3 separate regions of the Mus musculus genome follow, and all the other regions are linked to region 1. Evidence: chromatin loops called from intact Hi-C (ENCODE). Cell type or tissue: heart. All regions are shown on one strand. Each heading gives the region's core, and the rest is flanking DNA. Links, peaks and the distances in the headings are about the cores only.

Region 1 (8,258 bases), core at 1,448-6,447:
ACTAACACTGCTTATAAAAACAAGTAAGTTGAACTAAAGGATTATCCCTAGTAAAACCACATTTTATGGGTCTTCTTTGACTAACCCTTAAACAGTGTTAGCACCAGGTCTTTGATGTGGAGTGGGTACCCTAAGGCATATTTATGTTTTCCTTAGCTTTGTGGTCTCTTTCTTCCAGATGTGGTCAGAATGGATCTCTGGGGGGGTAGTCTTGAATGACTTCCAGACCAGTGAGATGCAGTGTTAGGTCTGAGGCCTTTGAAATCCACACCACTGACACCAAACAGAACCCAGCTCCTCTTTAACCAGGAAAAGATGTCAGGTGTCATTCTGCATCAATGCGTGACTTATTCCAAGCTGTTTACCTCTGGGGTATTGGAGGCATGACTTTAAGCAGCCAGGGGTAGCTTGATCACCTTTCATGATGGAGTCAGATACCATAGATAGGGGTGGATGTTTATGTGGTGCCTCTAAGTATAATATCCCTAAAATTCAAAACCTGCTTAAAAAAAATCAAGTAATGAGAGTCAACCGAATATTAATACATAATTAATTGCCAGCCATACTCTGAAATCCTAGCATCCTGAAGCATTGAGGCAGGAAAGTGTTTTGCTTCCAGCTGGGACCTAGAGCTACATCACTGGGATGCTGTGTGATAGCTTAACCTCTCTGTGTCTCTGTTCGGTCCTTCACTTTTAAGGTGAGAGGAAGTGTCCAGGGTACCTGTTAGGGTGACTGTGTGAGAAATAGAGATTGAAACTGCATCTGATGCTTGCTGTTTATATCAGTTGCTGATGGAACCATAGGGCCAGAGAAATGTCCCTTCTCTTTCTGTTTTGAACGATTTCTACTGACCTCTTGTCAAGACCCCACGCTTGGGAAGCAATGCTCCTGGAGTAGCTTTGGGAGTTGGAGATAGAAGATCAAGCCTCAGGGAAGGTAGCCTCAGAGCCTGCCTGATAGAAAAGATTGGGTTCCTTAAGCTCCCGTGAATTCACTTCCTGCTCCACACTGGAAAGGGTGCTTCGTCGTGCTGTTTGCTGTTGCTTTGCTCTTTTGGAATTCGTGTTCTTTTGCTAGTTCAGATTTCTAGATCAGAGTCCAGTTTCTACAACAAATGTGCACAGTTTTATGTATAGCTTCAAATAAAGCATATTTTCTCCTTCGGAACATTTTACTAAAATTTTTTGTAATCGTGGTATTCTTTTTTGCCACAGTAAAAAGGCCGTTCCCCTTGCCCCCCCCCCCCCCCATGTAGACAATCACCATCACTTAAAAATTAAGAGTAGTAGGTCATTGTTCTTGCTTTCGAGTAACAACCGTTCATTTAAAATTAAAAAGAAAATGTTGAAAAATTATTTGTCTACACTTGCAAATGACAACTATTGATGCTTCTTTATTCTGTGATTTAAATCAGATCTAACGAAAGGTCAGCTCTGCCTTCTTGAGAGTCATCATTCATCGGCTCTTTCATGCTTCTTCTTGCAGATGTTAAAGCATTTTTAATAATTAACTTCAAACCCATTGGCAAAGAACAGTACCCTCGAGTGAATATTCAACTGGAAAATGCCTCTCAATTGTACCCAGTAGTGTTTGAACTGTGTTTGTATTTGAACGCTCGAGCAAAGTCAACAGCCCTGCAAGGCATATTACTTCGCTTTTTAATATTAACTTTGCTTAGATTTGACGCCCACCGAGCAGGAGGTGGGACGGCAGAACACACTTAGAGCACAGTCGCCACTGGAAGACTGGGTACACTGGGGACACTGGGGACACGTGTCTTCATGCTTTTGTCTCAGTTCTCAGATGCATTGACTCTCACCCCAGAATACAAGCGTTCCCCGTGGTTGATTTGAACATGATGCTGGTGGGTCCCGTGTTGATTGCTGAGCAAACAGGAAGGTAAATCCTCAATTCTGTATTTCCTTACTTTTTTCTCTTTCAATATTCTCAAAACCTTTAAGTTTCTTTGGGAATTTCTGGAAGGAATTACTGAATAGAAAAACACCATTTGGGCTTCATTTCAGGTGAACTTCACAACTGTGACTATGTCTATGTGTTCCTTTGTGGTCTCTCTGATCACACCTGTGAAGGCTGTATCCTGGGCCCTGCATTCCTGAGGACACGTGACTGTCTTACCTGGAATACACATCCCCTGGCCTGTTGGTCCCCTCTTTTTTCCTGTCTGGAATGAGACTTTGCTGACTGCTTTAATGAAGTACAGCTCTTAAGCCTGCTGTCCCCTTCCTGCTTCCTCCCTGGCACAGGCCTAATGCCTGACTAACACCACTGTGGGGTGCTTCTGTGCTGTGTGCCTGTGCGCTGCTTTGTTTTCTGTCCTGGAGCTGTGCCTGTTACCTAGTAGAAACTCTGGAAATACTTTGGCTGAATGAATCCAGTGAATGAGTAAGTGAAACTTGCTCAGGGAGTTTGGTATGTGGGAGAGGGTGATTCTGGTGACTGTGAAATCATTAGGAGGCCATTGTCACCGGCCCCTGGGATTTAATGAAAACCCACACCAAGAGCTTGGAGAATCAAGGTCACTGTGCTAATGTCTGGCAGTGAAGGAGAGAGCAAAAGGGAACGATCTGGAACAATCTAGCTTGGCAATAAGAGATATTCGTTCGCTGCAACTAAGTTAAGGAATTGTGGGAAACGCTTCAGCGTTTTAGAAAGCAAGTTGTGTGTATTAATAGGAAAAGAAATCAATTTATTTCTGAATGTGTGTTGGTCTGCAGGATGTTTTTTCAGAGGCTCTAGCCTCCCTCCCCCACTAAATTGCTGATTTTACTTTGAGGTCAAATTTCCTAAAGTGTTTTAAAAGCTAGCCAGGAAGGCAGGCTTTGGCCTCTAGGGAATGTATATCTTTAGATGGCGACATTTTTCTGTATCTGGGAATCAAATTGGGATTACTGAAGATCTGAATACTTAATTAGCTTTTTAGGATCTTCAGTCACTAACAGAATTAGTGATTTAAATATGAAATTCATTGTTCTTCCACTTGTCAAATGCTTCTCGCATACAGAAGGATAGGCTTGGAGCAGAGGCCATGACTGCATCCTGTGCTCTTCCCGCGCTCACCGGACCCCCTGGAGGACCCGGCAGTGGCATCTTCAAGTTGGATAGTAAGCATCTTGTTTGTGAGCCAGGCTCTGTTGCCTTTCTTTTAAGATCTTGAACCTGGGGAGATGGTGTACCGCATTAGACTCTGAGCTTTAGGAGTAGGTAGACCATGACTCACTCACTGAATTTTAAGTTAGTAACTTGGGTGATTCTCAGCAAATATCTAGAGGCATTGCAATTAAAAACTCAAGAGTTGATGTCTGTGAGGTTCCTGCTGATTTGAGCTCTTTCCTTGCCTTGGAAGCATTGACTTTTGTCCTGTTGCTTCTTATCTGATATATGGAAGGCTGGGGATTCTAGGAAGGAAAGATGTTGGTGGTATGTCCTTTGCGGCTCCATGTTGTAAGATTGTTTTGTTTTTCTATTTAGCTAGAGATATCCAAGACTGTTATCTGCATTAACATTCTGTGCTCTAACTACATTTAGTGAGAAGAAGATGTGAACATACTGACGTGGATGGGTCTCTCGGTCTCTGTCTCTGTGTGTGTGTGTGTGTGTGTGTGTGTGTGTGTGTGCGCAGCTCTTTGGCTTTGCATCTTGCCAGCTACAGGGTGGGTGCCTCCATAGCATTTGGATATGTAACCTATACTTCAATCATAACAATAAAGAGATTCTTAGCAACCATTACCACTAAGGTTTTCATTAGCTTGGGCTTCTTTTTCTGAACTGTGAGTCTATTAGGATTTTGGTGTGTCTCACCATGGTCTCTATAGACCAGAAAAGCCTATTATGTGTATTTGCTGATGCTGGGTTATTTGAATCTCCATCTATTTGTCCCTGGCAAGGGAATGTTATTACTGCTCTGGTTTTTGTTTCTTAAATGTAGCTAGCATCAAGGCTTATTTGTTTTCTTTATCAGAACCTTTAATTGGGTTTATTTCTGCTGGTAGCTGGTATTGGTGCCTAAGGCAATATAGCTGGGGACTAGTGTCTCTCTGTCTGCCTGCCTGCCTGTCTGTCTGTTACTTTTGTAGGCACTCAATTCATACTAGGCAAACACTTGCTCAGTCAGTCATTGAGTTACATCTCCAGCCTTGTGTTGTTGTTAAGTCAGTTTTCCTGTGGAGTACAGGCTTGTGTTAAATTCTTTATTCTCCACCTTCTATCTCTCAAATCCTGGCATTACCAGCAGGAGCTACCACACCCTGCAAAAAGTTCCTCCGGAAGGAATCAAGTCTGATGTCTGTCCAGATGTATGGTCATAAGGTGAGCTGATGTTTGCCCTAAGGTGTGATGCAGTCTACCTTCTGAATCATCAGTGTAAGCTGTGATATCAGATGTGGCAGCAGGTGGCGCTTGGGGGTGGTGACAACTGGTGACTGTTGTTGCAACTGGCCTCACTGTGCGCCTGCTTCACTGAGCTTTAGAGAATGGTTTGCTTTCGCTGCTGTGAGCACAGCTGACAGGTAATAAATACAAGGGCTTCCAGGTGGAGCTTCAGTAGCTCACAGTTAGATGGAATTCAGTGGTGGTTTGCTTTCGTCTGTCCAGATGACCACGAATACAGGAGACCTGCTACAAGAACAGGAAATGTAAGCCTTGTAGTGAGTCCCGTGAAGGTAACACAGCAGCGAGCTCATGCCTTAGACCCATTAACTCTCATCATTGATCCAGACATCAAAAGCAATGATCCAGGGGCATAACGTGGAGCTTCTCCATCTGCCTTTCTCTGTTGAGGTCATTTCAGTGTCCAGCAAGCTAAATATTTGTAGTTTGTGAAACGGAAGATCAAAGAGGCATAGCTTGAGGTGAAAGTAGCTCCAGCTCCCCGAGTAGGAGTGATCATCAAATAATTATTTCCATGTGTTGAATTTTCACTCGTTGGCTACTGATTCATTTCAAATACATGGGAGGAACTCTATCTCCATGTTTAATTAATAGAGCAAGTATGTAAACATCACTAAACTTGGTTCTGTCTTCCAGATAAGATTCCTGAGTCATACAAAGGACAAATAGCTTGACCAAGGCCGTGTGGTTAACCAGTCAATGACTTAAGTCTTGCTGGCTCAGTCCAGTTCCAGGACATTTCGTCATCAGTTAGAATACTCTTTTAAGTGGATTGTGAAACCTCAGCAAGCAAGGTTAATGGGGGCTTTATTGAGGACAAGGGTAATTGGGCTTCATTGAAGAATACTTAATGAGGGCTTCTGTGCGTTCCAGCTGTGTGTGTTTTACTTTCTGTCAAATGCTTCTAGTATGTGGCTAGCACAGCTCGACTGAGTGTGGCCATTGCTGACTTGCAGGCCATTAGATTTTACAAGCTGTGAAACACAAGGGGCCTTGAATAGGAGAAGCTATTCAACATTTGCTCCCGGTGGCAGTTGTTAAAGAGTTGAGTTAGGACTCCAAACACAACATGGAAATCAGTATTGATACCAAGTGTAAGTCATCTGGCTATGTGGAGGCTGCAACAAATTATCATGAACTCAGCAGCTTAAGCATCACGAGTTTGCTTTTTGACAGTTCTGAGGGCCTGAAGTCTATCTAGTACTGGCTTTAATGGTCTGAAGTGAAGGTGTGGGTAGGGCTGCCCCTCCCTCTCTGCAGGGTCTAGGAGAATCTGCTCTTTTCTCTTGCAGCTTGTGGTGGCTCCAGAATTCCTTTTCTTGGGCTGATTTATTTGTCTCTGGGAGATCAGTTGCCTTTCTCCCCAACACCCCTTGTATTTGGTATCAGGCTGGTTCCTACATGTTGAGGACACTTTTGACTGTATATTGGGACAAACCAGGCCTCTCCAATGCAATATCTTTAGCCTAATTGCATTTGTAAAAGCCCCTTTCCCCAACCCCTTGCTGCCCTCCCTTTTTACTTTGTAAAGAAACATGCATAGGTTTTAGGGATTATGATGTAAATTCCATTCAATAGGCCATTGATAGGCCTGGCACATGATGACAGAATTAAGACCTTTCATCTGTCCTGTACAAGTATGCACCTAATTTCAAAAACAATATTGCTAACTGCTTTTACAGTTCAGAGGGTAAAATGTGTAAATATTCCATGGCCAAACAAATCTGAGGACTATTGGGTAGGATGTCTATCTTTGAGGACATTCACAGTGCAGTGAATTCCTGCTATAAAGAAAGTCGCTTAACTTTGTTGAGTCCAAAATTCCTTGGACTTGGATTACAGAGTACTTCTTTTGGAAGGGCATACCTGTTCATAGTTGGTAGAGTGCCTGAGAATGGAAGGAAGCTCTGATCAAATTTTTATTCCCATTAGTATTTCTAAAGCATGAAGTATATGTTAACCAATTATGTGTTGTTTTATGACTTAAAAACCAATGCAAATATGTAGAGTTAAATGACCATCCACCCAACCATCCATCCATCCATCCGTCCATCCATCCTTTAGTTATTAATATAGTCTTACTTGGTAGCTTAAACTGTCCTGGAACTTATTCTCAAATTGGTCTCAAACAATTGGCCACCTCCAGGCCTTAGCCTCCTGAATTCGAGAAGTATAGATTGTGAAGTCTGCATCTTGCAATAAGTGAGTTTTGGTGTTGTGCTTGAGGAGTTTTAGGGGTTAAAAGCTATGAGTTATGAAGTGGGTGGAGTTGTTCTGACATGGAATGGTCTAGAGGACTCTCATAGAGAAAGATAGGGTGGGGGTAGGATGCTTGCAGAGCTCCTAGTATCTGCCATCTTGACATCCACATAAGAAGTTTGCTAACTCTTCTCTAAGTGATAGGAGCTGTTAAAGGCAGCTTGAATATTAGGGAGGGAAAGAGTTTTGGACATAAAACTACTGCGTACACCTTTAATCCCAGCACTTGGGCGTCAGAAGCAGATGAATTTCTGAGTTCGAGGCTAGCCTGGTCTACAGAGTGAGTTCCAGGACAGCCAGGGCTACACAGAGAAACCCTGTCTCGAAAAACCACCATCAACAACAAAAAAAACCAAACAAAATAATAAACAAAACAACAAACAAAAAACAAACAAAATAATAATAATAATTTAAAAAGTAACAACTGCAGTTGGAGGATGGGGTGAGACTGGATGGTAGCGTCAGACAGTTTTAACATAAGCTTTACCTTTCTAATGATAGTACTGTATGTCAACCACAACTAATATTGAGAAATGATTAATTTGAATCATTTTATTCAGCATTCCTGCTTTTTATATAACACTCTCTCTCTGCATGCTAACATCCAGCATGCCACTGTAATATCCAAAATGAATTCAAGACCACCCAGTACCTTCCCCCTTAGAAAAGGACTTTCCAAACTGCACTAGCAGGCCAAGTGCAGAGCCAGATAAGGAAGCTGGTTGACTAAATAAATGTAAAAACATAGTTTTAGTGGTCAAAATGACTAAGCTTCCAACTGCCAAAATAATATTAGCTGTTCTCAGAGAAATAACCATAACAAGATAGCAGCTCCCAGAGAAATCCCCTACCCCGCCCCACACTGAATTCTGAGGAAGACTGCAGACAGCCCTGACCTTGCTAGAATTCTCTGTGATGTTAATAGCTAAAAGTTGACCAAATTATAATAACCCACCATGGTGGCAAGCAAAGTGAGTCACTAGGCCAAAGGGTTACTTAGTCACTATACAAACCAACCAATGCCTGAAAGGGTTACTTGCTACACTAATGAAAACCCTGTTGCTCAAATCTGTCCCTTACAAAGGTATAAAAAGTGTGTTCTTTCTTTGTTCTGGGTCTCTCCTCTGGCCTGCTTGCTGAGAGGGGAGTCCCCAACATGTTGGATCAATAAAAATCCTCATGCGTTTTGCAGCGATGGCAGTCTCTGTGGTCTTTGTGAGTAAGGTTCTTTTGACAAACTCCAACACCACATCCTATCCAGAGGCTTCTAGATTGTATTTCTCCTTTTTCTTTTTGGTGATGGCCTTGGCAGTGTTGAGGAGTACTGGTCAGATGTGTTTATACTGACCTACAATTAGGATTGGCCTCAGAATTTTCTGATTAGATTGTTTTTTGCAGGATCAGGGAAATGAGATATTCTTCTCATTATACTTTTTGTTTGTTTGTTTTTGTTTTTCAAGGTCAGGTTTCTCTGTGTAGCCCTGGCTGTCCTTGAACTTTCTCTGTCCACCAGGCTGGCCTTAAAGGCTCATTGTACTTTTTCAGGTGGAGAAAGCACCGTGGTTTCTTTTCTCTCTGCTGGTGTGACC
Region 2 (6,628 bases), core at 1-5,000, 190 kb after region 1:
GCTGTTCCGGGGGACCCTCTTCTGACCTCCAGGGGCACCAGGCACACACTTGGCACACATGTATACATGCAAGCAAAACATCCATGCACATAAAATAAATAAATCTCTGAATAAAAGGGATCTACAAAAGGGTGCTACAATCATGAGATACAAACATTTGCATGCCTTCTTTGATGGAACAAATACAAGTTAAGCAAGTCATTTAAGTCATTTATTACTCGAGTGTCCAGCCCAGACTTGCATCTCAGGCAGTTAGATTACTTTATAAACTTCTCTTACTAAAAGGAAAACTAGCCAGGTCTGCCTGTGTGATTTCAGAGGGCCGAAGGTACATCGTTATGCTTTTGACCCACCAGCTTCCAGTTAGCTAATAAGTCAGAACTGCCATCCTTTGGGCAGAAACACATCTGTAAATAAATGTTCGCTCAGGATTTACACTTTCTTTTTCCAAAGAAATTACGGCAAATCAACCACAAATTCTTTCTGGTTTATCGTGGTAAAGCAAGTTGGATGGAGGCACATGGCTTAGCGGTAGGGACTAGCATGCTTAAGGCCCTGGGTTAGAATCTCAAACCCCCGACACCCGCTGAAATGTGCTGTTGAGAAAGTTCACCACATGCATTCTGATGAGGATTGTATTGTCTGTGTCTCGATGATAGCACCGGTCAAGGTGAACTAACGATGACTCTCACTTTCTCTTTTTCTGGTAGCTCTTTGGAGACTGGGAAGCTCAAGTGCGGAGAATAATGAAGCTCATTGCTGGAGGTGGCTTATCCATCACAGGCTCGCACAACATGTGTGGCGACTATCTGTACAGTGGCCACACGGTCATGCTAACGCTCACCTACCTATTTATCAAAGAGTGTAAGTCTAAAGCAACCTTGCTTTGTAATTGTCTCACCTGCCACGCCCCAGGGTCCTTTGGAAAATCAGTGTGGGCAAAGTTCCTTAAAGCCAGACTGAGGCCCGAGGACAGCTGCCTTATCTTATCCTTGTGCGCCCAGGAAAGCACTTGGCTACACTTCTAGACAGGAAGTACCTTGTCTGTGGATGTCAGCTATAATGTTTGGGTGGTTTTACATATATGTAAATAGAATCATTTATATATAGTAAATACATTTTAAAAATCCTGGTGGGAGGGATTCTATCTGCTTTAGACCATTTATGTTCCCAGATTAAAGACAGACAGACAGACAGACACACACACACACACACACACACACACACACACACACAGCCTTTATATTTTTAAAATATGCTTTAGGCAGCACAATAGCTAGGCAGCTGCCTACCCTCCATGCTGTTAGAATCTGCCTCCCTAACTATAACCCTGAATTATCAATTACTATGTTTCATTGTTCCATCTGGGCTGCTCTCAGCTCTAATTGGCCAGCCCATATGACCACGTCTTCTTTACTCCTACTCCATGACGTCTCTCTCTCTCTCTCCCTCTTGTATGTTCTTCTTCTTCCATGGCCAATCCTTCCTCCTTCCTCTTTCCTCCTGCTAGGCCCACCAAAACTCAACCCCACCTATCTCTCTTCTGCCAGCTATTGACTGCTAGCATCTTTATTCACCAATTAGAGTTGACTTGGAGGCAGGGTCCCAGAGGCTACATGCAGACTCCCAGGTCTTGGGCTCCCCACTTAACATTACAATAAACAATAAAAGAAAACCCCAACAGTTACATACATGTATATGCATATATGTGAGTGCTTATATATATGTGCATATATGTGTATGCATATGAGTATATATATTTGTATATTTGTGTATATGTAAATATGTATATAGATATATGTTTGTGTGCATGTATATGTGTGTATTATCTTAATTAGGGGTTTATTGCTGTGATGAGACATCATAACCACAGAAGCTTTTATGAAGGAAAATGTTTAATTGGGGCTGCTTACAGTTCAGAAGTTTATTCGTCCATTACAGCTGTGGTGAGAAGCTGGGTGGTACACAGGCAGATGTGGTGGCAGAGAGTTAGGTGAGAGTTGTACATTTGAACACATGGGCAGTGGAAAGAGCTAGTGAGCCACCAGGCCTGATTTGAGTTTCTAAAAACCTCAAAGCCTGCCACCACATGTGGTTTGGATATATAAAAAAATTAAATATAAAAATAAAATAACTTGTATATAAAAATAAAATAAAAATTTTGAATTCAAACAACACATATAAACATGTTCTGTTGCTTTCTGCTCTCAGGTTGTTTTGAGACATGAAACCTGGTTCATCCATTTTAATTGCTGTTAGGATTTCAGCCCTGTAATTGAACAACAGATTACTTCCCTGGAAAATTCAGTTATTCATAATTTCACTGTTAGAAGCTGTTCAGTAAGGCAGAGTGTTAGACAACCGGGGGGACACAGAGGATGGACACAGACCACAGTATGGAGTTAGGAGCATTGTAGCTCTTGAAATGTGTCTGCTGGGAGCTGGGAGTAGTCCTGAAGAAGAAAATGGACAGGAAGCAGCGCCCAGGTCAGAAAGAGCCCGAGCCACAAAGCAGAGGCTTGGCTTCTGTCTGCGGCAGATGGGGACACTTAGAGTGGTTGGGAACAAGGGGACAGTGTCAGCTGAGTTTTCCTTCAGAGAAGTAGCTTTCAAGAAGTTCTAGAGAGAACAGGCTAGAGACCAAGAGACAGTCCTCAGCTTCTGATGCAGGTATGCAGAGGAGGTGTGGCCTGACCTGTCCGTCACCCTTGGGGTAAAGTGCAGGCCATGGAAGAGCTTGGTGACCACACACAGGACAGGCAATACGGAGGAGACAGGAGGACGCAGGCTGCCCAACCCTGTCGTGAACCAGAAGGAACCGTTATGAAGTGAGATGTTCTGCAGGGGCCTGAGAGAGAGGGAGAAGAGATGTCCTGTTTATTTACTGTGTGATCGACTGCAGTGAATTCTAGAAATGTCTATCCACAGGGCATCTGACCTTTATACCACAACATAACCAGCCATAGGAAGTGGAAACTTTAGGAGTCAGTTGCTATAGGGCCCTTGGGAATAAGGGTGCTCGCCCCCTACTGGTTCACACCTGAAATTGTTTTTCATGTTACTGGACAGTGCGGAGACCTTGCAGGAGTCACAAAACCCTGATTTGGGATCCTGGAACTATCGGCCCCTCCCCGAATTCTGACTGTGGGGAAAATGTTTAATCTCTATATGTCTTTGTTTCCTCATCTTTAAAATGAGTCTTTATTTCATGAGTGAGGAAGAGGCTATAAAAAGTAAAATAAGTGGTGTGCATGGATACGCAGTGAGGTTCACAGAAAATGTGTAGTAGCTGTTCTTGGTGTATTGTTAAGGTATGAATATGAGTGGCCAGTTTCTGCCCCCAGCACCCAATTTAAAATTGCAAAAACAACCAAAGGGGCGGGGGGACCTCTTTCCTCCTCTTCCTTCTGATCCCCTCAGCTTTTAACAACTTTCACCTTTATATAATATGCAACTCTGTAGTTATAGTGTCTTACTCTTTGTCTGTCTCGCCTTCTGGCAAGGGTTCCCCCCACAGAGGCACGCCTTTGCTTACTTCCTTTGTTGATTCAGACATCTTGAGTAGGACCTGTCCAGGGAAAGGTAGATGCGCCCAGCCCGAGTGAATGAATGGCAGTTGGATCTCTTGAGAATCCAGTAAAAGTTGGCAATACCTTCTTCTCCAAAATCAGGGCAGTAGATCCATTCAGAGCTTTGTCTGAAACCCCACGCGCTCTAGACCCCTACGCATTGAGAATGTGGAGTACAAATCTCACCGTCTTTCGGATGAGTGTGTAGTTATGGAACCTGGGAAGCAGGCTGGTAGCTGTAGGGATTATAACTGCATGGTCCCTGCCTAAGCATTTGTGGCACAAACATGAGCTAAACAAGGACGACCAAGGAACATGCCAAACTAGATGGGGAAAAGACCATGAGGTTCCAACTCTGCACAAAGAACTACAGACAACTGAGTAAAGATGGAAACATAAGAGGCATCCCTCTCCAGGGAAGAGCACAGCAAACAGATTGTCCAGCATCAAACCATTGGCCATACAAGAAGTTGTATATAGACTCAGCAGGCTATAATTAGGAGTGTATAGTTATATGCAGACACATGAATGCATCCAATAACAATCAGTGAGAAAAGAGGCCGTAATTCTGAAACAGAGTGGGAAGAGATGTATAAGAGGGAGGGTTTGGAGGGAGCAAAGAGAAGGGAGAAACTAAATTATAGTCTCAAAAACATACATTTAGAAAAGGAATATGTGGCACAGTAGGAGTTAGATTTACATAAGACACTAACCTCAGTGTATCCATAGGTTGCACTTAATTAATGGCCATTGGACAGAGCCTAGGGCCAGAGCTCAGGGCGTAAAGTGCCTGAGGTACCAAGCTAAGACTGTGTGTTTAGCTCCTTAGCACCCACAGAAATACCAGGTAGACATGGCAGCATCCTTGTAGTTCCAGAGCTGGTGTGGAGGTGACAGGGGTCCCGGCAGCAAGCTGAGTAGTTAGACTAGCAGACTCGGTGAGTGAGCTGCGGTTTCACGTCGAGACCTTCCTCAGTACATAACATAGCGTGATCGAGAGAGCAGCTCAGTCACCAAGCTCTGGCTCCTACATGTGAGGCATACACACAGCTGCACACATCAGTGTCTATGCTCATGCAGACATGCATACACACACCGCAGTGTCAGGGGACCATCTTTTAAAGATGGAGCTCAACGCAGTGACCTGTGCATATTTGGTCATAGTCACCTTTTATGTTACGTTTTTGCTTATATGAAATAAGTTATGGCCCTAGATAAATTACTGCTGCTAGTCATATTTCATTAAAAGCCACTTCCTTCTATCCCAAGTTATAGAGAAACAAAAAGTCCTTTAGTTTGCTGGCCCACAAAAATGGGCTTTCTGGAGGAAAGGTGTAAGATAGTCGGTCCTCCAGAATGGCGGAGGCGTGGGTGAGTGGTATTGGTGGTATTGGGTGAGTGGTATTTAGGACCGGGACTATTGCACATGTTTCCTCCTTCTAGATTCTCCTCGGCGGCTCTGGTGGTACCACTGGATTTGCTGGCTCCTCAGCGTCGTTGGAATCTTCTGTATTCTCTTAGCGCATGACCACTACACTGTGGACGTGGTGGTGGCCTACTACATCACCACAAGACTCTTCTGGTGGTATCACACGATGGCCAATCAGCAAGTGAGTCGCCCCTTCCCTGTCATCTTAACTTCTCCTGTCTCAGTCTTGGTGCTGCTGGCTGAGGCCGGAGTAAGAGGTGTTGGAAAGACGGGGAAGCTGTGAGTCTTTTTCAGTTTCTCTTTCTTCGGAACAACCACCTGAGGTGGTGCTGGCTTTTATAGCACCATTCCTCTGCGGAGCCAGTGTGTAAAGTGCTGATGTAATTGACACAGATACCACTTTCTTCTGAAACGTATGTGCTTACTATCTGTGAAAAAAATAATCTCCAAGATGGTATCCGCACTTACGGTGCATTCCTAACCTTTGGTTGTGATGGGCCCATCACTAGTTTCATAGTTACGTTTAACTAAGGTATTAAATATATTTTATCTATTATATTTATATATGTTATATTATTATAACATTTATAAATATACATTTATTATATAGGAGCACAGGAAGTTAAGATCCAAGGAGAGTGAAGAAAGGGCTGACTGAGATATTTAGTAGGTACAAATTGAGGGCGTCTCAGTTTCCCTTGCTCTCCTGGAATCTGACGTGTCCAGGGTATAGTGTGGTGAACTCAGAGTGAAGCCCGGCTGTGTGGGTGGGTGTGGAGCAAGTCTGGGATCCTTTGAATTTTAACATGGGAAATATTTTAAAGGGAAGACAGTAAGATTGAAAAACAAACAAACAAATGTGTATGTTCTTTGCTTTCCTAGGTGCTTAAGGAAGCCTCCCAGATGAACCTCCTGGCCAGGGTGTGGTGGTACAGGCCATTTCAGTACTTTGAAAAGAATGTCCAAGGAATTGTACCTCGATCTTACCATTGGCCCTTCCCCTGGCCGGTAGTCCACCTTAGTAGGCAAGTTAAATATAGCCGGCTGGTAAACGACACATAACAGCTCTGCCGACTAGGGAATGAAGAACAGTCCGAAGTGCTAAGAACTCCATGACAGAAGATGCCATAAAGTAACCACCTCCCCCTGCTATCTCTCAAGTTACCTTGACTTAACCTATTGCGTTACCTGCTCAGCACTGTGATCTTTTTTTTTCTCTCCAAAGGACCCGCGTTGGACAACAATAAAGAAAAGTTCCCACATCATGCACTGTAGACATTTCCTGTTGTTAAGCTTGGGGCTTCTATAACAGGCAGCCACCGTGTCCCTCTGTGTCATTCAGCCGCACCACCGTGTGCTTCTGTATCCTAAGCTCCGGCCTTTCCAGCCATATCTGGAAATAAAGTGTGTTATTTTCTTGGGAAAACATACTTTTCATATCTCTTGCCCCAAAGACAGGGCTGTAAGCCATTTTCTAGTAAATGTCTCTATGAAGGGTCCTAAGTGTCTGCATGGGAGTTGATTTAGAATCTCTCTGCCTATTGCACTGATGCTCGGCTGAAGACGATAGGTCCAGAGAGGTTTGCTCGCCTGGGGTTTTATACAGTCAGCAGAGACGGTGTATCAAAAA
Region 3 (6,628 bases), core at 1-5,000, 48 kb after region 1:
TGAGCTCATGGCGATGGAGTTTGTTGATCAGCCCTAGCTACCAATGCGCTATGTCATCTTGTGCTAGTTGGTTTTTTCCTGTAAGTGGGGCAGCTGAGTAACCCATACTTGCTGTTAGAACTATGGGGAGTTACGATTGCTACTAGATCACAGGGTCTGGATGGGCAGGCCTCTGAAGAGCTTTGGGGTTTTACACTACTTCCTGTGTGGCAGCACTTACTCATTTGAGCTGGCTTGGGTCTGTGGTTGACCTGTGTGATTTTAGGTGGTCACCACTTTGTTTCAGTGTCTTCCTCTTCAGAATACAGTTGGGTGAGGTGAGCTGAGACATCAAGTGGACATTCTCTACCCTGCTTCGTTTGTGCCTTCATGTTTCTTTTCCACATGGCTTTCACAGAGTTCCTAACATCTGTTGTGTAGAAGGAAATCTGTACTGTATCCAACACAGCAAGGAAGGTAGCTCCAGGCTGTCCTTTAAGAGAGCACACAGAAGTACCTACCTGGCATGCTTCATTTCTTTCCCATTGTATACTGAACTTTGCTAGTTCTGAGGTGCTGGAGAGAGAAAAGAAGAGAGTCCCGGCAGTGACCTCTGCCCTATAGATGTTAGTTTCTAGGGATAGACATCAGCTACATTTCAGAAATAATGATTTCATTACACTTGTGGCTTGTGCTAGGAGAGTACCATGTGTGATAGATTGAATTTGTAGGGGCGGTGTGTGACCAGGAGGTCAGAAAAGTCCCCCTGGGTCATAACCTTCTGCTAGAGATCTGTACAAGGAGAGGGTGGGTGTCCCAAGGCCAGCGAAGGGGAAGGGGACAGGGGAAGGATTCCCAGCCCCTCGAAAGAGCCATAGATGAGGCGGGAAAGGTTTGGGGGTCTGTGCTTTGGTTGGGGTGGACAGCACTATATGTATGGGGGAGAGTGTCTTCCCCCATAGGTGTGCCTGCTCTGCATTTCCCTGATGTCATTGTTCAGGTGACTCTATAGTAGGGACACCTTCCCTCGCTCTACCTCTCTTTGCAGCATTTAGTGATGCCTGACAACCTAGAATTACAAGAAAGGAGTCAATGACACAGGGCTCTGCCCATCCCTGCTGTGTTCAGAGGCCTCATCAAGTAATTGAATGAGTCACCTGTCCCCATCCCTACTGTAATAGAGGCCTAGGCAAGTGCTTGGACGAATCAGGATTTTACTTTTTGTTTCTTTTTGAAACTCAAATGAGTTTCCAGCTAACCTGAGAGGGTTGGGGCTACTGATCCTGTGACAGATTAAGCCTTTCATTTTAACTAAGGACAAGTAAAAAAGATTAATTTTCTTCTTTAAAAATAACCTAATGCAAAACAAAACAAAGCAAAACTTAATACTTGTAAATGGAAGATTTCCCTGGGCTGAAACTGTGAACAGCTCCCCCAAACAGCTCACCTTCCACCCCAGCTTAGCTCCTCTGTGCACAGTTGAGTATGGCTTGCTTGCCTGTCCTGATCTCCAGCTGCCTTTCCCATTCATTAGCAGTTATGAGCAAGCTAAGCAGCCCTGGATGATGGACGTTCCAAGTGTGAACCACAGTTCCCATTGGATGTTTCCTGCCACGGCCTTTGCAAAGTCAAAGAATCCCAGGGGAGCCATCTGGATTCAGGATTTACCTGCTTTCTCTTTTTTTTCTGTTGTTCTTCTTCACAAATTGGTATAAATACCTAGCCTCCACTTCTTCTTTTGAGCGACTGAACCAGACTTTTAATGAAAACAGAAATCTAGCCTTGCATTTCACAGATTTGGGGGCTAAATTATAACATACCCTAGTTCTGCTAAACTAATTGTTTGTATGGGATGAGCCTCTGGCCTTTTGCTTTGCTCTTTTTTACCTCCTGGGGACAGGTCTGGAGACCAAAGATGTATGAAGATAATATGCACAGAAACAGCATGGGTCTCAGTATGTGGTTCGTGATTTTAAAAAGCTAATGCAGAAATCTTTCTCTGTTGGTACTTTTTACAAGATGGGCAGGATCTGTGCTGGCCAATGAGGCTGTGCGTATAATGGTCACAGTTGGAGTTAGGCATCTGTCTATTTAGATGGCGTGGCTGTCATGTATTAGCTGTTAACTGTTGCACAACTTACCAACCTTTCTTTAAAGTGACTCTTGTCACAACAGTAGTATTGTATAAGAAGACCATTATTTGCTATTGTTTGCATTTATTATAATGTACATAATTGGTGCTCTTATTAAGGGCTGTAGCCTGAGCATGATTGTCTACTAGTGTTCCCCAGACTTGCCTGAGCTTATACCGTTCCTCAGGTGCTTGTTAAAAGCAAAGATTCTCAGGCACCACCCAGATACCCAGACTTGCTTCATCAGATCCCCATGGGAGAGGCCCGGCAGAGCCCTATTACACACCCTGGTTTCAGATATTTTGCATGAATTTTTGGTGTGCGTCCATATTTGGTACTGTGTGTTCCAGTCTTGACCAGAGGAAACATGGCCTCTGGTCAGACTCTTGGCAAAGACTCTTTTTCTCAACATGTGTAACATATTCTCACACTCCAGGTTCTAGCTACAAAGAAGAATGGTATCATGTGTGCAACTTGGCTAGCCTGGCATTCTTTCTCTCTCTTGGTGAAATATCCTAATAACCTGCTCAGCCTCAACATATGTATCAACATGATGAGCCTGTGCACAGTTCTGAGTGTTCCCTCCAGATGTGGGTGGGATGGGAACAGGAAGTGCCATGGCGTGCTCTCACCGTTATCAGTGGAGAGCAGGCTGCAAGCTCTACTTTTTTCAGTGGAGACCTGGGAGCCAGATGCTGCATCTTAACCCAGGGCACAGAGATTAGTGCACTCTGAGCCAGCTCTTCTGGAAAAACAGCGTTTGGCTGTTTTTCACACAAGCCTGCAAATTTTTCTCTCTAGCCCAGTTACTTCCTTGTTAGTGACAAAGAAAGGTGGGTTTGTCACATTTTACTCACAGGACTGGGGTTTTGGGAGACATTGCAAATGGGGTTCCCAGCTTGGGGTTCTCATCTTAGCAAGGGAGTACTCTGCATTCCTGCGGAGATGGGGCGATTTTTTTGCCTCCACCTTATTCTGTGAGGATTTAAAGTGATTGATCTTGATGCTTCTGTCCCCCTCCCTCCCTAAGGTCGTGGTTTTACATGAATAGAACTTGACTTGAGATTCGGACGTGGGTTAACCTTGCCTTTCTGTTCTCATTCTCCTCATGCCATAAGGCAGCTTGATGAGTGCTGAGAATCTTATTTCAGTGTCAGGTTCATTTTCTGACCTGTGAACAAGTTTATCCAGGTTTGTGGCGATTGATATAACAGAGGAGTTTGTGTATTCTGTGGCGCCCCTTAGAAAAAGCCTGTGAGGCACCCTTGACAGTAGCATCTGAAGACTGAAAGAGAAAGTGGTTTTGCCCTAGCCCCATGGCATTCTTAGTGAAAAACGCTGATCCACACAGTTGTACAGAGAATTTTAAAAATATCATGGCAGGGATGAGCAGTTGACGAGGGACATGGCTACTCATCATAGCTTGGAGAGAATGCAGTCAGCTTGCTCTTGGTTTCTTTTGCCTTGTGGGTAGATGGAAATCACCAGGCACTCCTTGCGTCTATCCCGCTCTCAGCCTTTAAGCGCTTAGCAGTGGAATGAGCCCAGGCCTGTAGCTTCCTTTACTTCTCTTGCTGTTCTGTTTTGCAATGTCTTTTCTCATTTGTGGATCTTTCCATTGCAGGAGAGACTGGAGGTAGCTGCTCATGTCATTGGTTTACTGACTGTAAGCTTATGCAGGTTAAGTGTTTTTGATTTGCCGTATCTACAGACTGTTTATGTCTAGTGAGCAGCCTCGTGGGAGGAGGGCATTCTAAAGACGCGATGAGGGCTTGGCCAATGATATGTTGATGTAATGAGGAAGCAATGCCTACTCCAGACATTTCCAAATTGCCAGTATCATGTGGAGGGGAGGTTCAGTTACCACCCACAAAGGAAGCCTTCTGCTCAAACAGGTGGAAAAACTCCAACCCTTTCTCTCTCCACCCAGTCCATATACATAACAAAACACAACACAAATGGACTGTGAAACAAGACAGCCAATTTTGTTAAATACCTGTATTCAAAACTATAATTGTGTATGTTATTATATATAATTATCTAGCAAGTAATCCTAAGCCCCCCAAAATTTTAATGATACCATGTATCTTGCCACGTTACTGTATTTTTCATTTCTATAAAAACATACATTTTAATTCAGCATTATAGTTTGTGCACATTTATGTATGTATGCGTGTACATGTACATGTGTATGTTCATGTATATACGTTTGTGTACATATGTGCTACTGTGTGCATGTAGAGGTCAAAGGACAACCTTTGGCGGTCAGTTCTCCTTCCATTGTGGGTTCTGGCATTGACGAACTTCAAAGAGGATTTTTTTGTTTGTTTGTTTTGTTTTGCTTTGTTTTAATCTGTTGGCCTTCTCAGAGGCTCTTAACAAATTTTCTAACCTCTTTGAAAGTGAGGCTTCAATCTCACACCTTCTAGAAATGTCTGAGGCACCTAACAAGACAAAGTATCTTATAAGGACTTAGAAACAGTATACTGATGGGACTTAAAGTATCACTCAGTAGTTTGATCTAAGTGCTAGACTGCAGTGCTACACTCGGTTTTTCACATTTAAAAAGATGTTTTGTGCTGGGCGGTGGTGGCGCACACCTTTAATCCCAGCATTTGGGAGGCAGTGGCAGGCAGATTTCTGAGTTCAAAACTAGCCTGGTCTACAAAGTGAGTTCCAGGACAACCAGGGCTATACAGAGAAACCCTGTCTCGAAAAACAAAACAATAACAACAACAACAACAAAAACCAACAAAAACCGATGTTTTGTTTTGTTTTTCTGTGTGTGTGCAAGTGCGTGTGTCATAGCATGTGTGTAGAAGTCAAAGGACAACATTTGGGAATCAGTTCTCACTTTCCACCTTCTTTGAGACGCAGTCTGTCTCATTTCTGCAACTGCACTGGGGGTTCTGGGCTAGCTGACCTGAGACCTTCCAGCCTCTTTTCTGTCTCGGCCTCCCTTCTCACTATAGTGATGCTGGGATTATAGATGTGTGCTACCATGTCTAGCTTCTTTCATGAGTTCCAAGGATCAGACTTAGAGGAGCACGGTTAGAGGCCTTTATCCATCTTCCAGGCTGGAGAGTTCAAATTTTGTCTGTATTCATGGTGATTATTTACAGACTGCTTTTCTCAAAAATTGCCTGTCAATTTTTCTTGGTCTCTATATGAGTCATATAGAGTTACAATTACAAATGGATGTTTTTAATGAACTGGAAGAAGAGGGAAAAATTCAACGTACTAGATCAAGTATCCTCCCTAATGAAAAATATAGCAAAGTAGTTTTGTATTTATTGCAATTTTTTGTTTAGTGCTGATAAAGTTGATGATGTAATCATTGTCTTAGATAACTTCCTTTGTTCTTACATTGCTAGTGTGTGAACTGGTCATACCCACATTTGTCCCCTTCTCTGCGGCGCTGTTTACAGTTGGGAGGGAAGGGGAGCGTGAATCAGCCGCTGCTTTGGAGAACATTCAGAGGAAGAACAGAGGACAACATTGCCGGAGCATAGATGGAAAAAGAAGAGGGCAGGAGATGAGACTACAGGAGCCAGGCTGCTCCACGCAGACTTCAGTTGTCTGTAGAAGAGTTCAGATTTGTTCTCAATTGGAAACACAGAACAACTGGTGCTTTATGAAGCTCCCCTTTGCTCTGTTTGAATAGCGGACTGGAGGCCTTCCTAGCAGCTGCTGACCCCATTTCTCCTTCCTCCCGTCTCCCTGTGTCCTGTAGTCCTGCACTGTTTTCTTGGGAGCACGTCACCAGAGCACACAGCGTGCTCTTTCTTCAACTGCTTGACTGTAAACTGTGACTGTGGGGCAGACTTTGTGTCTTTCTCTACTGCTGGGCTGCCAGTCCCAAGCAGCAGTCACAAATCCCAACCAAAGAGACGACCAGGCCAGACACCGAAATCAGAGCGGGCCAGTCTTCCCACAAATGACAGTGTGGTTGATTACAGAAGAAAGTAGAAGCAGTTTGATGAAAAACCAACAACACCTTGGACAAGGCGTCAAAGTTCACGCTTCTAATATTGGCAGTGGGCAGCGTGCCCCAGCTGAGACTGAGTTATGTGAGTTGACTTGTCACAAAGCAGAATAGATGTAATGATGCAATGAGTGTCATCCCATAAAGTATAGAGAAGCAATTATGTCAGTGGAAAAGGGATGGAGAAGACATGAGAGCTGTGTGTAGTTTGTGGTCTGTGCTGGATTCGTGCTGCACCCAGTGCTGGGAAGAGGAGATGATCAGGAAGGATGGTCATATAGTTGCGGAAACTGGAGTGTTCACAGAAGAGTGTGTGGCGCCCAGGGATTTTAAGAGTAATGCAAGTGCTCTGAATGAGTGGCATATCATTTGTGTGTCCTGGGAAACACCATAAAAATCTGGGGTTGAAATTGTCACAGTGAGCCTCCTGAGATGTACTTTCTGTCCGAGCACTGTGAGCCAGGTGCCGTGCCAAAGGTGGCACCTTTGAGATCAGAACTTTTAGGTGTGAGGGGTCTGTTCCTGGGAAAAC

Evidence for each region. Hi-C counts contacts between places; a loop is a spot of excess contacts. Peaks named below come from ENCODE experiments on the same cell type or tissue, not always from the same donor. Only the 100,000 strongest peaks of a DNase experiment are listed, where the experiment ranks them.
Region 2: a loop joins it to region 1, with 2.2 times the contacts of the local background. A loop is called at or near these places in 6 of 42 quality-filtered maps.
Region 3: it touches region 1 in a loop (2.0-fold over the local background); 6 of 42 quality-filtered maps call a loop at or near these places.

What each region holds. Positions count from the first base shown.
Region 1 is chr19:32,316,681-32,324,938 of GRCm38, reverse strand. The region is part of intron 2 of Sgms1 (sphingomyelin synthase 1); the gene reads left to right. Among named protein-coding and RNA genes, the nearest start is that of Sgms1, 68 kb to the left of the region's middle. In heart, for the core only: CTCF peaks have their summits at 2,293 and 4,401 (motif pointing right); DNase peaks (open chromatin) are centred at 2,318 and 4,428; H3K27ac peaks cover 1,148 bases.
Region 2 is chr19:32,123,777-32,130,404 of GRCm38, reverse strand. It overlaps Sgms1 (sphingomyelin synthase 1), which reads left to right. Exons shown (of 10, transcript NM_144792.5): 8 at 711-864; 9 at 5,013-5,179; 10 at 5,881-6,628. The coding sequence ends at 6,060. Among named protein-coding and RNA genes, the nearest start is that of Asah2, 24 kb to the right of the region's middle. In heart, for the core only: a CTCF peak has its summit at 3,022 (motif pointing left); no DNase peak of the experiment used is centred there; H3K27ac peaks cover 646 bases.
Region 3 is chr19:32,268,839-32,275,466 of GRCm38, reverse strand. All of the region lies in intron 3 of Sgms1 (sphingomyelin synthase 1), which reads left to right. Among named protein-coding and RNA genes, the nearest start is that of Sgms1, 120 kb to the left of the region's middle. In heart, for the core only: no CTCF peak of the experiment used is centred there; DNase peaks (open chromatin) are centred at 1,586, 2,439 and 2,746; H3K27ac peaks cover 1,663 bases.